Regions from separate parts of the Mus musculus genome. Here all the other regions are linked to region 5. A link is a loop called in an ENCODE intact Hi-C map of the cell type or tissue named here. Cell type or tissue: gastrocnemius. All regions are shown on one strand. Region 1 overlaps Pknox2 (Pbx/knotted 1 homeobox 2). Region 2 overlaps Pknox2 (Pbx/knotted 1 homeobox 2). Region 3 overlaps Pknox2 (Pbx/knotted 1 homeobox 2). Region 4 has its middle 29 kb from the start of Pknox2. Region 5 overlaps Slc37a2 (solute carrier family 37 (glycerol-3-phosphate transporter), member 2).

Region 1 (4,000 bases), 330 kb after region 5:
CTGCTAACGCCAGCACTTCAAAGGCTGCAATACTCCAACTGCTCCCTCTGTGAGCTTTAAACATCTTGCCCAAGTCACCCCATCCTCACCGTACAAACTCTTTGCAAGTATTTAATCATCACATAACTTAATAACGTCTTGTTAAATGCCATGCCTGAGGTCTCACAATAGAGCTAGTTTGGGAGCCCCAATCTCTGGGACTTTAAAGAGTCCAAGCATTTCTTGTCTACTAGCAACAGGAGCAGAAAGAAAGATCCTGGTCTGAGAATGCTGGATGGCTTGGCGCTCTATGCCCAAGACCTCCAGGTCTCCTTCTCTGTTTCTAGGATTAATCCATAGTCTCTTTAGACTCTCCCAATGCCTACTGCCTGTGAGGCACTTGTGCCAGAGCCTCAGAAAGCCCCAGAATTACATTAACTCAGTGTTGTCTGGCTCCACACTCAGTGGCCTCCAGACCCTCCTCCTTAGGTTCTCCCTTTCTTTTGTTTCTGATTCCAGGTAGGTTTTTTGTTTGTTTTATTTTTGTGATTTTTTTTTTTTGTGGTGGGGCGGGGGGAGGATATTGTTTTGAGAGTCTCTTGTAGGCCAGGCTGATCACTCTGCTTTCACCTCTGAAGTGTTGTGATTATAAGCATGAGCCACCACACCCAATCAGACTTTTCCTTTCTTTAATGTCACTCAGTTCAGCCATCTTCCTGTGGCTCTGGCCACTTCATATTCCCTTTCCATACATTTCTACGGTGCTCAGCGCCGAAACTTCAGCATCTCCAATTTTGCCTTTGTTTTCCTCTATCAGTGGTCATTTATGTGTAAAGATGGTGCAGACACATTCTTAAATGTGCACTGTGTCCTCATGAAGTGCGGTTCAAGAGAGGGAATAAATGTGTAATCAAGGCCAGACCAGAGTATGCAAGACCGTAGGAGATATCTGTACCACTCAGCCCTCCGCAAGGGAACGCAGAGCCATAGTCTGAAGAACCGAGGTGGTAGGACCATCTGAGTGACTGTCCTATAACTCACTCTATAGACCAGTGCTGGAGTTAAAAGTGTGTGTCACTACTGCCTGGCCCACCTCACAATGTTAATATGTTTGATTAAATGAAGTTAAATGTATGGAAGCGTTGCAAAGGATTAAAAGGTCCTATGGCAGTAGTGTACCACTGTATATATCTGGTCTCTCCAAATTCTTAGGAAAAATCTGGATACATAGTAGATATAAATAACAAGTAATTTAGATTGTATTAATTCATGCCCCTTCCCCATGTACTGCCTTTTGGGGGCTTTCAAGACCATTGTTGATCCTAGCTCTGAGAATGCCTGCCTTTCTGGGGAATCAAGTGAGAGTCAGGGGAAAGTGCCTTGCGATCAATACTGAACTGACTGTAAAAACCGCCCTGGTCCCCATTGTGTGGCACTGTGCTGGGGGAGTCGAAGGCACGTGGGAGCTTCTTGTGTACACTCCAGATGCATTGTCCTCAAGAGCAAACATTGCCCTTTTCCGGTTCCGGCTCCCCATTCCTGAGCTGTGTCCATGTGCTGGGTATGAACACCAGGACAATCTAGCCTCCATATGCCCACAATTCCTCATTAGCCATTCTCTCCTTTCAGCACCCCTATCCCACTGAAGATGAGAAGAGGCAGATTGCCGCGCAGACAAACCTCACCCTTCTGCAAGTAAACAACTGGTGAGTTGGCATCACCTGCCCACAGGCTCTCAGATCCAGGAGCACATGCTTGGCTAGGGAACTCTGAGCAGGGAGAGGAGAGAGAGTGCCCAGACCTGCCTCAGCCTCAGCTCCACTGCCAGGCCAGATACAAGGAGCTGGAGTCAGCCTGGCCTGGCCTTCAACTGCAGCTTCACAGCACCCTCTGCTGGGAAATTGGGTCAAGTACATCCATGGAAACCTAATGAGTTTAGGGGGAAAAACAAAACAAAACAATACCACTGCTAGAGAATCTGGGTTCACCAGCCTAGCAGAGACAGACCAGAGGGTCTTACATCAGATACCAAAGGCACATCCAATCCAGCAGTGGTTATCTGGTCTACCCAACTCCATGTATGCTGAAACCAAAACATTTTACAAAGTAAGCTAGGAATGAGGAGGGAGAGATGCCTTCCTGAACTGGCAGGGATGTAGGGTGTCCTTGTCTGCTTCTGGTCAGGATGGACGGAAGGTACTAGACCCTAAAGCTAGGCCCCTGTTATAAGTCCAAAAGTTGGTGACTGTGTCCACAGCCCTTCCCTTCTCTGTTCAGTTCTGGTGGATCTTGAGTAAGGATTTCTGACAGCTCCTCATGCATTCTTCCCAGAGTCTTTGATCACCAAACCTTGGGTAATTCACAAACTCCTCGGGCATAGGATTTCTTACCTGTAGACTAGTACCCCTGCCTACAGACATTTGCGGGGAGCAGCTTAAATGTCACATTTGCTCACCCCAACACTATCCATGCGGCCCAGATGGTGTCTAACCAGGTCTTCCCCATCACCCCTGGGCAGGTTCATCAATGCCAGGAGGCGCATCCTGCAGCCCATGCTTGATGCCAGCAACCCAGATCCTGCTCCCAAAGCCAAGAAAATCAAGTCTCAGCACCGGCCCACCCAAAGATTCTGGCCCAATTCCATTGCTGCTGGGGTTCTGCAACAGCAGGGTGGCACCCCAGGGACGAACCCTGATGGTAAGACCAGGCCTAAGGATGCCCTCGGTTGGGGTTGGTGGGGCTCCCGAAAAGCAAAGATTCAAGGGTGAATGTCTCCTTCCCCAGGGTCCTGTCATTACTTTCCACAGTGCTTGTACCAGGTTGTTTTGTTGTGTTTTGTTCTGTTTTGTTTTTAGAGAGAGAGAGCTTACTAAGAAGGGATGTTCTGTGCACATTTTTGGTTTGTTTTTGTTATTGCTATTATCTGTGATTTGTTTTGTTTGAGGCAGGATCTCATGTGGTCTGGCCTCATATGGCCAAGGCTATTCTTGTATTCTGATCCTTATGCTTCTGCTCTCTTAGTGCTAGGTTTCCAAGTATGAGCCACAACGCTCATCTCTCATGTAAGTTTTAACAAACTTAAAGCAAGCTCACAATGGAATGGGAGAGGGTGGTCCTTGGAGTCAGTGGTTGCTCAGCAAGAGCCCTTTTCTCCTTGCTCCTCATACTCCCAAGTTTCTGAGCACAGACACTATCTACTTAGCTCTCCAAGGGCAAGGCCATCTATAAATACCAAGGCAGGCAGCTGGCTTGTGAACAGAGGCCAAGGGAAGCTTTGTTCTTCCAGATTCTCTATCACACCCTCCATACTTGCTCTCCAACGTGCTGGTTTCATGGTAAACAATGGATAATTTAATCAGCGAGACATTTCTGAGGTTGGCCCCTGAAGATCGCTGTGTGGGCACTAGGGTGGAGACACCCGTGCACATGCATATCTGCATGCCTATGGCTGTACACAGGTTCCTCTGTGACGTGTTGCCATCTGTTGAGGTAGATTAGGAATAAATAGAGGTGGTGCTGGACAAGTCTGCAGAAAATCCCAGTGCTAGCAGTGGTGACACAGTATCTGGAACCCAAGACTTAGCAGAAGATGAAGATGAAGACAAGACTCAGTTTCCTCCACTTCAGAATTCCTTTCAGAGTTCCTGCTTTACAAAGTAGTTGGAAATTTTAACTAATTAATTAATTAAAAAGTGCTTTCTATACTTATATAGAGAATGCTGAATATGTAGTAGCCTGGAGTGTTGCTGCCTGGAATGGTGCAGAAGTTAAGCAATGGAGGGATAGAAAGCTTCATGCCGGTGGATTGTCTCACTCAGGGTTTGGTGCTCTTACACCTTTTTTGGTGACAAGGGCCCCACCATCCCACAAGCCAGCCCATCCACCCTGTCCATCACTAAGGTTGCTGGGCCCAAGCCACAGTCCTTGCCTCATCCTAACCTTTGTCCTCTCCCATGCAGGTTCCATCAACTTGGACAACCTGCAGTCCCTGTCCTCAGACAATGCCACCATGGCCATGCAG
Region 2 (4,000 bases), 260 kb after region 5:
TAGGCAATGTCACAGAAAACCAGTTTCTGAATAGGAGAGGGCTCTCAGTTCTCAGAGCTAGAAAAAGATACCGAATCAACTAGATGTGATGTACAAGACGCAGCTCTTAAACCAGATGCTGAGGCAGAAACATAGTGAGTCTGAGGCTAGCCTGAGCTATCGAAGAAGACCCTTGTTTCAAAAATAAAATATAAAATAAAATGAATAAAACAAGACCAGAGGGAATGAAGGAGAGAATGTCACAGATGAAGAAAACAGAACTCTCAGGATTGAAGAGGGCGGGAAGCCCCCGCCTCCCCCGCCCCCCCCCCATTCTTTATGCCATCCACCTGCCCAGTCTCCAGTCTGGAGTGAAGGAGCATGACAGGAAGGGGTCAGAGCAAATTTGAACTTTCCTTCCTTCTTCTACCTCAACGCCGGATACTAGGATACAATTTAGTCCCAGTTAGGGTCAGGGGCCAGGAACAAATGCTGTCAGGCCAGCTGGCCAGACAGTTCCCAATTAGACTTTGTTTCTCATCCTTAAGGCCTTGAGCCCCCAACCCCTACACCCCTGCCCAATTACTGCCCGGCAGCATTAACCCCTTGGTGCCCCAGGCCGTTAATGGAATGTTAATTGGTCTAATGGGTTTCATGTCAACAAGTCCTAATGAGCTCCTTCTAACGAGCTTGGCAATTTTTTCCCTAAGCCTATGTTTGTCAACACAGTGGAGTTTGTGCTCCAGTCTGAGGGCATCATGGCACTGACTCTGGGGAGCTAGTGCTAAGAAGGCACAGAGAGGGGGCACCCCTTAGCTGTACATTCCTGTTTCTCAGAGTGAAGATTCTTTTGTACCCACCTTTGGGGCCCCAGTCTCCCATGACCTCATTTGGCTCCTGAGTCTGCAAAATGGCACTTTGGACCAGTTCAATGACAGTATCAGTGATACAAATTACTTCCTCCTGGATATCTTGTGGAGTTGAGTACTGCATAGGGTTCCCCCCACCACCACTCCTCCCCACCATGTCTTGTAATAAAGGTCTCAGCATTAAAGGGAAAATTCTTCAGCTGAGTCCAGACCAAGCAATTCTCCAGCGTAAATGTTCCTCAGAGCTCTCTGATTGTGGCATTGGCTGTGGTCCCTTGAATGCCCTGGTGACATCTAATGACAGAAATGAGAGGGTCTCTGGACAGGGCCAGTGACCCCACAGAACCTCTGAAGAAAGCTCTGGAGCCCCAAAACTCTGAACTGGTCCTCTTTCTGCTACCAAAGAAAGCATATAGGGCAGGTTTCCCTAAAGATCCAAGACCCCCCAGCTATTGCTAAAGGGCTTCCCTACATCCAGACCCTACATCTGACAGGATGACAAACATCCCTACATTCCTCTCCAGGATGGTGCTTATGCCCCTTCAGGGTGAAGCAAGATGGGGTGCGTGCGAAGGATTAAGGACACAGCAAGACTCCCCAGATGAGCATAGAGGTCTTTGGCAACTGAGCTCCTGGGTCAAGTTTCCAAAAGTGGCTGTACTTGTCTAGGCTGAGAAAGTAACTTAAGCCTTTTTTTTAAAGTGGCTTCCAGTTCTCTTTCAGGAAAAAAAAATATCCTTAGAGGGCAACAGCAGTGGCCTAGGAACTTTTATGTTGACTCCAGAAAAGGGGAGGAGCCAGAGTCAGCTAGCATCCTTGCTGTACAGCTGGCAGGCTCAGAACTGAAAACTGCTTTCGCCTCGTGGATAGTTGATTCTAGGATTCTCAGCTATCCTTCTTTGCTCTGCAACAGACATTATCAAGTGACACCATCTCTAAACAGCCCTTGCCTTCGTTATGGGAGCATTAAGGAAAGAGTGGAGATTTATGACTTTTCTGTTTAGTCATAATTTTTCTGTTTGAGCTTTCTTTGCCTTACCTTCACTGTGAGTTTCTCATTTACGGAATGAAGTTACCAAAAGACTCAAACCCAGTGTTAAATAGTTGCCCCAATCGTCTGAGGGAAAAAAAAAAAAAAAAAAAAAAAAAAAAAAAAAAAAAAAACCTTCCTGGATATTGCTGTAGCAGTGTCTCTGCCCTGTGCTCCCTCTTCTGGAGATTTCTGGTACTACAACCCTGCAGCCTTTTCAGTCATTGAAAAAGATTGGTGCTTTGGGGCACTCCTCACTCCCAGGCTCTCTCTTTCTGCCAGGCCCACCCCGCGCTCCAGAACCAAGGCCCAGTCAAAGTTACTTTATCTTCCAGAGTTCTTAACATCTCTCAAGATCTCTATTTCCTTATTCTTCCGGGTTTTAAAAGAGAGAACTCATATACTTGTTTTAGTATCGTCTTTGGGGAATGTGTGTGTGTATCTGTGTGAGTGTGTGAGTGTGTGTGTGTGTGTGTGTGTGTGTGTACAGGGTCTTACTATGTAGACCCTAGAGGCCTGGAAATGCACTATACCTGCCTCCCAAGTGCTAGGAGTATGTGTGCCCCTCACCTAGCTCTCTTCAGAAGTCTTCATTTTGAAGGTCTTTCTAGTATCTCAAGACATTTTCCTCTGGGCAAGGGATGTGTAGGTCAGTGGTGGAGTACATGTTTAGAACAGCACAAAGTCCTAGAGTCCATCTCTAGCATGGAGGAAGAGGAGGAGGAAGAAGAAGAGGAGAAGGAAGAGGAGGAGGAGGAGGAGGAGGAAATAATCTGCTTCCTTTTTTTCCTTATGGATTTCTTTCTAGTCTCCCCTTGCTTACTATGACTGGCGACAATCCACACAAATCCGGGCAATGAAGACAAACCTTGATAGTCTTCCTGACAGAGGAGAGAGACTCCCACACTCTGCTCTCTCCTAGGCTCCTGTGCTAAGGATAGCCTGGGTCTCAGTGTCCATCACTGAGATGGACACAAGGCAAGCCCAGTGGTCAGTCTGCTGAGGCGGGTCAGAATGAGAGAAGGACAAGCCTTGTAGCCAAGATGCTTGGCCAGCACTATCCTCACCGGTCCCCACTTTACTTTCTTCCTTCCTGCCAAATTATCACCTCCCTCCACCAACCATACCCCCCACCCCAGAGAGAAGATCTGGCCTCATTCACCCATCCTGCCTCACTCCTTAGCACAGTTCCCTGCACAGAGTGGATCTGTGATAAGCATCTGCTGAATGAAGCATGAAACCCCTCTGCTTTGCTTGTGTGCTTGAGGTCAAAGCATGCCTGGTACTTTGGAGACTCAGGTCAGGTCAGGGTAGCTCTTTCTTTCCCTCTCTGAAAAGAACAATAACAAAACAAAACAAACAAACAAACAACAACAACATAACGACAAAACACACACACTCCTGAGATCAATATTTTTTTTTTTGAATGGCACCTCTATTCCTTTAGGTTGCTAGGGGAGACCTGATAGAGGCCCCAAGTACCTTCAGGGAGAGACAGGGAAATCTGAACACTGGATCCCAAAGACTTCTAGCTCACCAGCCCCCTCTGCCCTGGAGAGAGTTTCCCCCTCTCTGTGTTCTTCAGGTTTTCCTTCCCCATGCTGGGCAGTGCTATATCAGTATCTAGCCTGTGAGTGGCTGGCTCTAAATATTTCAAGGCATCCACTGCAACTCAGCATCTCCCCGGGCATTCAGTTTCCCTGGGTGGCATTGCCAGGATGTCTCTGCTTACAAACCCTGGTCTAGTTCAAGGAGAAATTTTGAGGCCCCAAGGGGCAGCTCATTTACTGATGATGAGGTGGAGTGGAATGCAGTGAAGAAGACCTGTAAAGACACACACACACACACACACACACACACACACACACTTCCTCATGGCCTGTCTCCTATGTAAGAAGCAGGCCATCCATTTGGTAATTCTGCCTCTACATACTGGCAACTCTATATTGAACCCAAACAGAAGAAAGTCCTGGTGTCTGCACTCTTCTGTTTTTTTCCCTTCCCCAAAACTTCCACGCAGACCACCTCTGGACTAGTCTTGAAGAAGGCTGATGGCCCGTGTCCTTTGCTACCACTAGGGGGTGTAATGAGTACACTTGGGAGGGTAAGCCAGGTGCTTGGA
Region 3 (4,000 bases), 310 kb after region 5:
CAGTGCTGGAGACACATTGCAGGACAAATTAATTGAGCTTTTATGGCTACAACATGAACTGGTGAGAAAGGAGCTCCCGCAGCATTGACTGAGCTCCCCGTATCACAAAAATAGCGTGCACTAAGTATTTATGTGTAAAATTTTAATTTATCCCTCACAAGACTTCAGATGGACATTATATTTCCTTATGACACCCAAGGAAAGAGAAAAGGATATAAGAAAAGAGACAGGCCCGACACCATACACTAAGTAGTGAATGTGTATATGGTTATTATAGAGCCTGTGTTCTTCTAACATAGTGGCATCCTGTTACAGATAGAGAGGAGAGCAAGGTTCCTGGTCCCAGGTTAGGCATGGGATGACTGCAATCCAGGGATGCAGAGACTTGAGGGGACATAGCAGTTACTGTGGAGCATGAGTTTGGATTTGGTAACTGATTGGAAGATGGGGAAGTAAGTAGGACATCCTAATGTACTGGGCTTAGCAGCCTGTAAAGGAGCCAGCTCTTAGCTCTGGGACTCCCCAGCAGTCTATGGAAGTCACTGACGGCCCATCTCTCCCTCAGAGGGGTAGACTTCTCCCTGACATGCAGCAAGCTTTGCTTTTCCAAAGTTATCAGGGAGGTGGAAGGCGGTATACTGCAGTCACTCTTGCCAAGGCCTTAGGACTTCTGCCCCATGCTTGATCATCTTGAGGACGTGACCTGTGACTTTTCAGATCGGGTGGGGACAAAGGAAGGTGGTCCACCTCAGGAGTATTACCACTTAGACGGGAAAGCAGCACCCCAGACCAAGGAGGCAAGAAGTGGATTTGTGCTACCCCATTGCGCCATAGCAGTAGAGCTGTGACTTCTGTTGGGCTTCATAGTGTGTAGTTCCTGCCCGGTGGGTGAAACCTGAGAGCTCCCGCTCCTTCCGGGAAGGAGTGTTCCTTAAGAGCAGCAGCTGCTGCTTGTCTCCACAGGCCTGGAGTGCCTTTCCCTTGAGGCCAAAGCCCCCAGCTGGGGTGGAACAGGACAGGATTAGATGGTTTGTTTATATGTGCTTGGCTTCCTTGCTTTTGCAAGCCTAGCTCTTCTTGGTCTAAGGCAGGACTCTGGCTGTGATAGAACAGAGGGACTCTGCCAGAAAGGCTGTCTGGGGACAGAGGCAACCTCCTCAACCACCTAGACGCGCGTACAGCCCAGTTAGACCACAGATCTATGAAGCATCTAGCACGCACTCCAAAATGTGCTAGGCACAGTGTCAAAGGAAGAGTCAGCCTTCTTTCCCTCACAAACCTATTCCCAAGCTAAGGCAACAGACATCTGCACAAGAGAGAACCTTTCTGTGTGCCCTGTAAAAGGTGATAGGAAATAAGGAAGAGTCAAGAGGACTGTCCGCGTCCATGCCTAGAAAGATGGGACAAGCTTCCAGTGGAAGTGGGACACTGAAATACGTCCCACCCTCCCCTCGGACCAGGCAAGTTAGTCTTGGTGGTAGCCATCTGGGAGGGGTTGGTGAGCTGGTCTGAGGCTATGGATCCGCAGAGACCCCTAGTGGCCAGGGCAAGGATAGCAGATGGCTGGGCCCTGTATCTGGATCCTGTTCCTTAATCCTTTCACTGGAATCCTAGAGACCATCGGTTTTTTGTTTTGTTTTGTTTTTTTCTTAATCCTAAAATGCAAGGGATTTTGCAAGGTCATCCAGTTTATCTCCCTGTTTCAGGGACAACCTAGTAAGATAAAAATTCCAAACATCTCAAAATACATTCAAGAGGAATGTTTCCATCATTTATTTTTGTCATGCTTTAGGTTTTTACCCCATTGTGTGTGTGTGTGTGTGTTTGTGTGTGTGCATGCATGCATATGTGCATAAATGTGTGTGGGTGTGAGCATGCATGTATGTGTGCATATGTGCATGTGTGTGAATGTGTGTGAGTATTTGTATGTGAGATCGTGTGTGTGTGCTTCCCAGAAATTTCTTCTTTAGGTGAAAAATAACTTCCTGAGCATCTCAGGCCCTTTCCCTATTAAGAGTAAAGACAGAAGTCTTAGGAGACGGACAACTCTTCCAGCTGATGTCAGAGCACAGATCCAATCTTGTGGTCACAGCCAGTTTTTGTGTGCCCCATTATCCCACAAACACACTCCCAAGATCCATCCCAGAGCCCCTCTTGTTTCTTAGTAAATCCCTTTCTCTGAAGAAGTCTTCCTTTTTGTTCCAGAAATGAGAGTTGAAGTAAAACTGATGACCGTTGATTGATGTGCATAAGATGAGGGCAGGGGTGAGGGTGTTGCAGGTGGCACTCTGGGGGCACATGTTCCTTGCTTTTGTAAAGTTGCTTCTCCCTCTGCTCAGCCTCTTCTGAGGGACTCATTGCCTGTCCACCTCAAATAAACTGGTGTGTGTGTGGGGGGGGGTCATACCACCTGTGGAGGCCAGGTTTCTTGTGGCTCTCCAGAGAGACAGCAGAGTTCTTGGACTGAGCTCAGCTTCAGCTGCTTTTGGTGCCTGGTGCCTAGACAGCTCGAGAGGGATGCGAGACTGGATGCTGGAAGTGTCACTTACACTGCAACCACTGTGCTTCTCCGCTCCCTGTGGGTGTCCCTCTGTGAGTGTACACAGCAGCCGCCTGGGTCTGGAGTCAGATAAGCCTCCAGGAAGCTGTTGAGAAGACAACAATACCATGTATTTAGCCAATAGATTCTTCCCCAGGGCTTTCGCTGCTGCCACAGTGGCTTCTTCAAAAAAAAAAAAAAAAAAAAAAATGACGAAGACTGTCCCTAGAGAGTCAGAGCTGCCCTGTCGCCACCGTTCCACAGAGCTACAGACTAATATGCAACCTGACATCACAGCAAGGTGGGGTCTTTGCCCTCTTCTGAGACGGGGGCTATACTTAGATTTCTGAGGCTTGGTACCAAGTTCCAGGGGTGCACCAGAGAATACCAAAGGAAGCATATGACGAGGTCTGTGCTGTCCTGTGTAGCCTTGACTCAACTTCTCCTACTGCTGAATAAAAAAACACTAGGGCTCTAGGGCTTTGAGGACAGATATAACCCTTGCTCTGCCACTCAAGTGACTACAGCCATATGAAGTAGGAAATAAATCATTAGACACCAAACAGTGCCAGGCAGTGTGTTTGTAGCAGGGCCAGTGGATCTAAATCCAAAGTTCCTTTCCTCTCTCTGTTAGCCTCTATCATACACACAAGACCAGGAGACCTATAGCTGTTTAAGTCAGGGAAGTCCTGAAAGGGACTTCAATCCTTTCGAGGAAAATGTGACACTCTCTCTCTCTTGTTGACCCTGGAAGGTGATGGTGAAATTAACATGAAATCAAGTGGCTAATTAGCACCCTCCGATATTCATGTATATGGTAAATTGGTAATCTTCAGATCTGTCTGATGCTGGAGGCTAGCTAGAGAAAGCTTTGAAATTTACAAATAGCTGAGGGTTTGATTCCGTGACCCTGTGTGGGTTGTAGAGGTTGCTCAGTGGTTAGGAGCATGTGCTGCTCTTGCAGAGAACCTGAGTTCTGTCCCCAGCACCCACATGCAGTGGCTCACAACTGCCTGTGACTCCAGCTCCAGGGGAGCCCATGGCCTCTTTTGGATTCTGAGAGCACCTGCATTGCCACGTGCATGTAATGGCACGTAGACATGCACATCCACACATAATTCAAAATAAAATAAATCTTTATAAAAATATCTGAGGCCTCGGGAGGTGTGTGAAGTAGCAGCCCTGTTTGCAGATGTCAGGGAGAGACACCAAATGCAGAAAGGCCAGGCCTCTGCTTTCTCTTCCTCGCCCCAGCTAAGCTGTTGCCAGCCCTGGCCCTGCCTGCGGTCTCTACTCCTGAACTTTTCCATTCTACCCCTTTGCTGGTGTATTTTGGCTTCCTCTCGGTGCCTCACAGCTAAACAACAAGGGAAGGGTGGAGAAGAGTAGGGGAGAAAATGATCCAAGCCAGAACAAAAATTCCCTTTAGTTGCCCAGACCAAGTGAATGGGGGTGGAGGCT
Region 4 (4,000 bases), 54 kb after region 5:
AGCCAGAGAAGCTGAAGCCGGGCAAGCTTAATATGTTGCCCAAATATTTGTACAAAGAAGGAATCGGTGAAGCTGAGCCAAGAATCCAGGTTATACTGTTCCTGGTTCCTTCCACTCACTGTCTTTCTTCAGTGATCCGTGGAGGAAGCAGAGACAGGAGGAGACTGTAAACGTTGGTGTGAGGCACGAGGAGGCAGTTACATTTTCCCTCACTGGAGGGGGCAGTTACATTTCTTTCCCTTTGTCCTATCGACTCAGTCCAATGTACAGTCATATGAAATGTTAATTTGTGCTGTTCTCAATATTTAGTTATATCTACCCCTACGTGCGTGTATCTGAGTTTTCCTCCCCTAGGCTCCAAGTTCCCCAAGACTTTTACTCATACATGTCCTCCAAGGAAGGCAGAAGGATCCCACATAGGTCCATGGGGTCTGGCTTCAGACCTTGCAGGAGGCGTGTGATACAGTGCTAATGACGTCATCACTGAATCGCATAGAAGCCCAACTCTCTTGCTTTTCCATCTTCCCATAGTGCCCAGCCAGGCTCCTCGGCCTCCTCGTTAGCCTCTGTGAGAAATTAAAGCTCCGGTAATCAAATCAATCCTTGTAAATTCCCCAAGAACAGCTCCAGAGGCCCCAACAAGCCAGCAAACCCCAGACCCAAATCCATGTCAAATTTCATAGATATAATTTAAGCAGGGATCAAAACACACACTAACCTAGTAAGTACGGCTGCTCAAAATGCAGAGTTTATAGTCCATCTGCCTCTCTGCTTCAGGGAGTCTGTATTAAATTTATTGCAAAGTAAAACAAATAAACCCAAGCAAAGGCAAGATGAAAATCTGCATACTCGTCGGAGAATTAGCAGCCCTCTCTGGTTAGGAAGGCTGCCTCTCAATTTGCATCTCTAAGGAGTTGTGACTGGGCTGGGGGTTGGGGCTGGTTGGGCAGGACAGAGACTCGAAGCAGGACTGTCCCCTGCTGGCTGGTAGTAGAACTGCAACCCCCTTGATCTTTGAGGGGGACTTTGTGGGGCTTATCCCACACCCGTGGAGAAAAGGATCTGCAGATGAAATAGTGGTTGACAACGTGTGGAGTTGGTAGAGCAGGCAGCAGAGAAAGAGAGAGAGAGAAAGTCACTGTGGGAAGCAATCTGTATTGCTTCTGTATGTAAGACTCGTGGCTAGGAAGTGGGTTGGAGAGAGGGGTGTCAAGGAGATTTGGAATTTTTACAGGTGTACTAACCAGAGACTGCATCGAACTTCGTGACTTCTCTTATTCCTCTTTCCTGTTCCTTCTGCATTGTTTGCAACTGTACTCACAAAGGCCAGAAGTCTGGTGTGGAGGCTGTAGTGATTCTTGCACTATTGGCTGTAGAGTATCAGCCACCTGCTGCCTGTGTAAACCTGGGACAAGCCATGTCGGAGACAAAGGGCTGAGTTGGCGACAGGACTCGAATGTGCATGGCCTTGAGATGTGATGCTTCCTGGAGCAGCCCGTTCCTGCTCAGTTTGCTCATCTGTTCTAAGCCTTTCAGTGTTGACGCTGTGGATCTGTGGTCCAGGAGTACAGACATCCATCATGTTCTTTCTGGGAAGCTCAGAGGATCTCACCTGCTCTCCCAGGATGCTCCCATCATCCTTTCTGCCTGGCTCTATGGGCACCACCTTTAGAGTGATGGGTGCAGAGATTTCTGCAGGCAGGGGTAGGCTATCTTCTTTATAAGATCTTATAGGTAGATGAAGAGAAATATATTGATCTATAGATGTAGTCACACTCTAATAATTTGTTCTGTTTATTTATTTATGAACCCTGCCATTTAGACGGCTGGTGTATACCATGGTCTTTCTTAGCAATCGCTTGCTTTCCTCTGCTTGCTTTTCTCAACCCGGTGCCCAAGACAGAAGGCTCAGAATAAGCATCTGATGAATGAGTGAATGTGTAAGAGCTAAGTGATGCAGGATGATAAATACTTGGCCACAGAGTCTGCTTGGCTGGCCTCCTTGATTTCCTTTATTCTCCAAGGACCTCGTGACAGGCCTCTCTAATCTACTTCCTGAGGAGCTATAAAAAGCCATCTGCTTCTTCACCAGTCCCTCAAAAGGCATCACTTCCAAGTGGGTAGGAGCCCAGAATCTGGAATCAGAAAGTTCACAGTTCTTATCCTGGCTACTGTACTCAAACTAGCCAGGGGCACCTAGCCAAGACCCAGCCTCAGTCTCTGTTTTTCTGTTTCTCTGTCTCCCTGTCTCCTTCCCTTCCTCTCTCACTCCCTCTATCCTTCCCCCTTCTCTCCCTCCCTCCTTCCCTCCCTTCCTCTTTCCCTCCTTCCCTCCTTTCCTTCTTCCATCCCTCTACCCTTCCCTCCTTCCTTTCCTCCCCACCTCTCTTTCTTCTTCCCTCCCTCCATCTCTACTTCTCTCTTCTGACCACAGAATATATGAACACCAAGTCAGACTGCCAGGCTGCCCCAGGGGTTTAACCTTGGCTTCTCTGTTAGTTGAGTAGCTCGGAGCAGGTGACTTAATCTCTGGTGCTTCAGGTTCCTCATCCATAAACTGGAGTTAATAGAATCTACTCCATAATGTTGATGTGAGGATTAAAAGAGCTAATTCACATAAAGCCCCTAAAACAACGCCTCATGCTTGGTTGGCATTAACTAACGCAATAAACGCTAGAGGTTATTAATAAGAAACAAGGGATTTTTGTCAAACTGAAGGCATGTACCTAAAGGAAAGGCTCTCCTAGAAGATGTGTGGAAAGGTAAGAGGGAAGCCTTTGTGTGAACAAGCAAAGCCTGCCCAGAAGGGACAGGTAGGTTTGCCATCCTGGGGGCAAGAGCAGCTGTCCAGCTCTTCACCTGCACAACTCACCTTGGCATTTGTTTATCAGAAGCATCATGGGATAAATCTCAAGCATTCAAAGTTCTTGCAGCTTGCTGGCCTTTGAGGCATATTTGCTCATAGCCCCCACGCACCCCCTTCTTCGTTCTGGCATCGCTTCTTCCGACCATTTCAGCTGCACTGAGAACAAATGAGCTCAGTTCTTCCCAGTGGACCCAATGCTCGTCCTTTGCATTGTCTCCTGCAGGTGTCCTATCCAGTATCCCCCCCTCCTAACCTCTGAATGTCCCTGGCCCTTCAGACAGCAGCATCTATGGGAAACCTTCCCTGTTGAAGCCTGGTAGAGCCCTAACCTGATCTTCTGTATCTCTGCACTTGTTCCCTTTCCCTCCTGTTAGTGTGTGCCAACCCAACAAAACCCCAACAGAAATTAGTATCTGCATGATTCCAGAAGCCAGAAGTCCAAAGTTAAGGTGCCAGTTAGGTTAGTTTCTGCTGAGACCCCTCCTTGTGGTCTGTAGATGACTACTTCTCCTGTTTGTATAGGGAATAGGGGAGAAATAACCACCCCTTCCATTTGTTTGTGGTGTTTGTTGCTTTGTTTTGTTTCGACAGGGTCTTACTATGTAGCTCTGGCTATCCTAGGCTATCCTAACTAGGTAGATCAGGCTTCCAAGAGCTGGGATTAAACTCATGCCTGCTATGCCTACCCAGTTCGTCTTTTCTAATTCTTATACAGACACCAGTCTTCTCGGATCAGAACCCCACCCTTACAACTTCCTTTAAGATCCTGTCTCCAGCTATAAGACACATTGAAGGTCAAGGGTAGGGTTGTACTTCAGACCCTTGCGTCCCAGCATATAACATGGTCCCTAAGGCTCTGCCATTGCTTATGCAAACATTCCCCAGAAATTACACCTCACTCTGACCCCGTCCATCACTTTGTGATTCTGTCATATCTGTAACACCTGCTCATAGCAAGGGCTCGATAAAGAGGAGTGTTTGTAGGTGGGTGAATGAGCAGTGATGGCAAGGGTTCTGAAATATAGCTATTCCAATGGGACCTAGTGTAGCTCCCTCACTGTATAGCAGGGGAAACCGAGGCACAGCGTCCTTGGTCTTTAGTGGCACAGTGGAGGGAGGTTGGAAGTCAGTCTC
Region 5 (4,000 bases):
TCAGGGTTGGTCTGAGGCACAGAGAGAATGAGATAGGGAGTGATGCTTTTTGTGAAGTGGCCAAATGTGGCAGAAACACTTTGTTTCCCATATTATTCTGGCTTGTTAGTGCCTGCCCAACAAGTAAAGGGGAACCCTAATTACGAACAGTAGACATGAAAGGCAGAAGCTTATTAAGTTGTGGCTTACTTTCTCTTCCATCCCACCCTCTGTTCATGCAGGTACAAACAAATTTGAGGCCTCAATTGGAAGAGCAACATGGGCCACCCCTGCTGGGTACCCAACTTATGAGCAAGAGAATGGAAGCTTCCATCACAGGGAGAGGCAAAGCCTCCTGATCTAACTGGTCTAGCCCCAAGCTACATTGCCACTAAGGAAGGGTACAGAAAACTCTATGGGAAGGGGCTGCTGAGCACCAAGCATGGGAACATGGCAGACTTCAAGGCCTGAGCTCTGGGAACTGCAATCAGAAGGAATGGGCTGAAAGCAGAAAGGAAGGACAGGTTCAGACTCTTGCTTGTTTGGATTCCAAGGCCTGGAAAAGGTGCATCTCTCCTTCCCATGTTAAATTATAAACCTCTGTAATTATCCTGTACCTATGAGGGATTTCACCTTGTTTCAAAGGTGCTGGGCCTCTCTCTCTCTCTGTTTCTGTCTCTGTGTCTGTCTCTGTCTATGAACTATTCTTTCTGTATTTCTCCAAGTAGGACCCTGTTGATCTATCCTCCACTCGATCCTGTTGATAACTCAGCCACTTTGAAGCATTAGTGCTGCCTTTGCAGAGTCAAGGCTTGGATGGGGTACGGGAGCTGTCATAAGTACTAAATGTAGGGGAACTTGCTCTCGGGCTCTTGACCGTGTCCACCCTCAGAGCCCAGTACCTTCCTTGCCTCACTCTTAAGATGCCTCAGTGGATGAAGACATCAGGGTCAGTTTGGTGAAGACTAAGGTGTTGTATACAACTGCAAATGCCAGTGTGAATTAAGCACTGGGTGCTCAAGTCATGACAGCTGTCCTTTAAGAACAAACAGGAAGTGGCTATGGGAAGAACTTAACCCTGAACATAGGTGCCAAGTTTAGCAAGAAATGAAGATACCACTGGAAACATCTGCGTAACTGCTACTGAGCAGTTGCTAGGAGACACCTTGCAGCCACCCTCTGCCTGGTGTTCTGATGCCCCTTCCTTCCGCTCTTGAGTCCTGGTTCACGACATGCCAGGCTGACTCCTGGCATTTCCGCCTGACCTCTAAGCTGCCCATCAGCACCAATACAGATTTCCTTTGCCAACTGTGCCACTGCTTATCCTTGGTAGGGCCTGGCATAGCAGCAGCCATGGGGCTCGTGAGGGGCAGTAAAGCATTGTCACATGAACAACAAAGATTGGTGTTCTGGGGCTGCGACAGCTGTCTTTCCCAGAGGGCATTGCTCATGACATTGATAACACTGTGCAATCCAGCAGGAGCCTAGACCCCCATACAAGATACATCCATTGCATTTACTAGGATGTTGTGTCAGTCAGTGTGTTAGCTAGATACACTGGCCTCAGCAATAAAATATAAAGCTCACTTGCCTGGTTCTCACTTTAGTCCTGCAGGAAGCAGTCAGTCAGGCACATCTTATCCTCAGGACCTGGTACAGGGCAGGGGCTGGCACATGGTAGTCTGCTCAGTGTTCACAAATCCCTCAAGACCAGAAAGACTGACCTTATGTGGAAAGGACAGACTTTAAGGCAAAGCTGTGTTACTTCTGTAGGCCACTAGATGGTGATAGCATCCCGTAGTAGAGTCCAGGGCAGGCAGGGTTGCTATTCCTTCCTCTGCAGAGAAGGAAGACTCTGCTTTCCTGACACAGCCTCTTGAGAGATCAGTGTGGGAGGAGTGGTTCTAGGAGGTCTTCTCTATCTCAGCCTCATTACTTACCACATTCTTCCTGTCTCCTCATCTACACAGGGGAATAACATTGCTCAAGGCATGGGACTGGTGTGAAGGGAGATAAGTGTTAGTCACACTTGCTGCTCTTGTCTCCTTTGCAGAGAAGACAGACTATGAAAATAGAAACAACACAAGCTACAAAGCAATGACCTCAGTTGAGGGCTACATCATTCATTAGTTCAGACCTGATGCGACAGGACTGGTGGGCAGGGCCAGTAGGGGCGATCCTGGTGGCTTCACGTGTGACAGTATTTGAAGGAAGAATCCAAGGGCCTTGGATGATCAATATGAAAAGGCAGTGAGAAGCAGAAGACAGAAGAAGCTAATATAAATCTTGTCATGCTGTCCTATGCTGGGATAAGGACCAGAGCATGGACACACGCACACATGCACTCCAGGCAGGCAAGAGAGTCATTAGAAAGCTTCAAAAGATTTGTGAGAGCCCAGAGCCAGGCTTCAAAAATGAAGGCTTAGGCTGGAGGTGTAAGAAGAGGGTTGGAGAAAACCCCAAAGGCTGAGGATCACCACCCCCATGGACCGTTCTGCACTCGCTTGCCAGGCCAGGTTCTCTGCACCCTCCTCATCCCCCCAACACGCCAGCTCTGCGCACAGTTTGTTCACTAGAGGCCTGGTACCTGTCTTCTCTCAGGCCTCTGCACTCACACGGGGCTAATGCAGGAACATTACCTTAATTAGTTATTCATTTAATTTAACTTCACATTTGGTCTCAATTAAGCTTAAAATGTTCTTCCTTATAGATGCTACAATAGCACGTGTAATTAAAAGGCAATAACTCTTTGTGTTTCTCCTTTAGAGACCCACTGGGAGGCTGGGCTAGTGTGTATGAGGAGTGGCAGGTGGGAAGTAGCTGGAAGGGAAAGAGCCTCTTGTAGAGCTGAGAATTTTAAGGCTTCACTGAAGGAGTGAGGAAGGACCTAAACATGGGACCAGACAGAGGGTGGGGAGGGCCGCTGCAGGGAGCCATGAGACCTAGACAAAGCAACCGACCTTGTCCACGAGGCTATGGGAATAAGGGAGGTTTGGGGGTGGAAGGAGGCCATCCTTACAGCTAAGAAATGGAACCCTATATCCTGTAGAAGGTGTAATGCCTCCCCCCCCCCAGACTGTCTACACCCTAATTCTTAGATCCCATAAATATATTGTGCTACATGATAAACGAGACTTCTTGAGATGGGTTGTCAACTGAGCCCAGGATAACTACAAGGCTCTCATGAATGACAGTGAGGCAGGGGTGGAAAACAGTGGAAGATGTTACATTGCTGATTTCTGAATGCAGAAAGGGCTCATCAACCCTGGAATGTGAGGGACTTCTAGAAGCTAAAGAATGCAAATAGGTCCTCCCCTAGAATCTCTCCTACAGTATTGTCCTTAGCCCTGTGAGACAGTAAGATAATACATGTGCATTGTTCTAAGCCATGTGAAGTTTGTAATGTTTTACAGCAGCAATAGCAAACTCATACGCATCATTAGTGCAAAACAGGCATGACCGACTTACAGTCAGAAGCATAGAAAAACTGGAGCTCCCAGTGCTGGGAAGCTGGCTCAGTGGGTAAAATGCTTGCCGGGTAAGCATGAGGACCCGAGTTTGACTCCCAGAACACGCTCGAAGAAGAAAAGTATGGGGGCAAGTTAATTGTCCAGCACTCGAGAGGCAGAAACAGGAAGATAGTAAGCTCCAGACAGTGAGAATTTACCTAAGACAAACAAAAATCAAGATGGATGGCATCTGACAATGACACCTGAGGTTAACTTATGGCCTCCACATGCATACATATCCACCAGGCATGTGCACGTGCATGAGCCAAAAACCTCAAAGATTAACAGGTATACAGGGGTGGCCACATAGCACCGAGTACAGCAGCATCCTTACCATCCTTTTAGAAATAACTCTAAAGGGGATGTGCCCTCTTTTGGCTGCTGCACAGTGCCCCAATCAGAGCTCATCAATGACATCATCTTTAAGTATACTTCAACTACTTTAACCCCCACTCCTGCCCAATTCCAGGCTTCCTCCCCACAATCAACAGCTCCTTCTAGGGGTTTCTCTC

What was found. Peaks named below come from ENCODE experiments on the same cell type or tissue, not always from the same donor. Only the 100,000 strongest peaks of a DNase experiment are listed, where the experiment ranks them.
Region 1: a loop joins it to region 5, with 9 times the contacts of the local background. A loop is called at or near these places in 16 of 42 quality-filtered maps.
Region 2: it touches region 5 in a loop (3-fold over the local background); 25 of 42 quality-filtered maps call a loop at or near these places.
Region 3: a loop joins it to region 5, with 4 times the contacts of the local background. A loop is called at or near these places in 7 of 42 quality-filtered maps.
Region 4: a loop joins it to region 5, with 6 times the contacts of the local background. A loop is called at or near these places in 27 of 42 quality-filtered maps.

What each region holds. Positions count from the first base shown.
Region 1 is chr9:36,892,996-36,896,995 of GRCm38, reverse strand. It overlaps Pknox2 (Pbx/knotted 1 homeobox 2), which reads left to right. Exons shown (of 13, transcript NM_001029838.2): 11 at 1,609-1,685; 12 at 2,498-2,676; 13 at 3,939-4,000. Among named protein-coding and RNA genes, the nearest start is that of Fez1, 62 kb to the right of the region's middle. In gastrocnemius, a CTCF peak has its summit at 1,875 (motif pointing left); DNase peaks (open chromatin) are centred at 1,822 and 2,577; H3K27ac peaks cover 3,607 bases.
Region 2 is chr9:36,968,914-36,972,913 of GRCm38, reverse strand. All of the region lies in intron 3 of Pknox2 (Pbx/knotted 1 homeobox 2), which reads left to right. Among named protein-coding and RNA genes, the nearest start is that of Gm34652, 3.2 kb to the left of the region's middle. In gastrocnemius, CTCF peaks have their summits at 2,061 (motif pointing left) and 3,949 (motif pointing right); DNase peaks (open chromatin) are centred at 2,071 and 3,979; H3K4me3 peaks cover 345 bases; H3K27ac peaks cover 2,739 bases.
Region 3 is chr9:36,914,081-36,918,080 of GRCm38, reverse strand. All of the region lies in intron 7 of Pknox2 (Pbx/knotted 1 homeobox 2), which reads left to right. Among named protein-coding and RNA genes, the nearest start is that of Gm34652, 58 kb to the left of the region's middle. In gastrocnemius, a CTCF peak has its summit at 1,536 (motif pointing left); DNase peaks (open chromatin) are centred at 1,108 and 1,529; H3K4me3 peaks cover 588 bases; H3K27ac peaks cover 1,578 bases.
Region 4 is chr9:37,174,247-37,178,246 of GRCm38, reverse strand. No RefSeq gene overlaps it. Among named protein-coding and RNA genes, the nearest start is that of Pknox2, 29 kb to the right of the region's middle. In gastrocnemius, no CTCF peak of the experiment used is centred here; DNase peaks (open chromatin) are centred at 957, 2,027 and 2,149.
Region 5 is chr9:37,227,878-37,231,877 of GRCm38, reverse strand. Slc37a2 (solute carrier family 37 (glycerol-3-phosphate transporter), member 2) reads left to right here. Exons shown (of 19, transcript NM_001145960.1): 19 at 222-2,729. Among named protein-coding and RNA genes, the nearest start is that of Tmem218, 22 kb to the right of the region's middle. In gastrocnemius, no CTCF peak of the experiment used is centred here; a DNase peak (open chromatin) is centred at 1,768.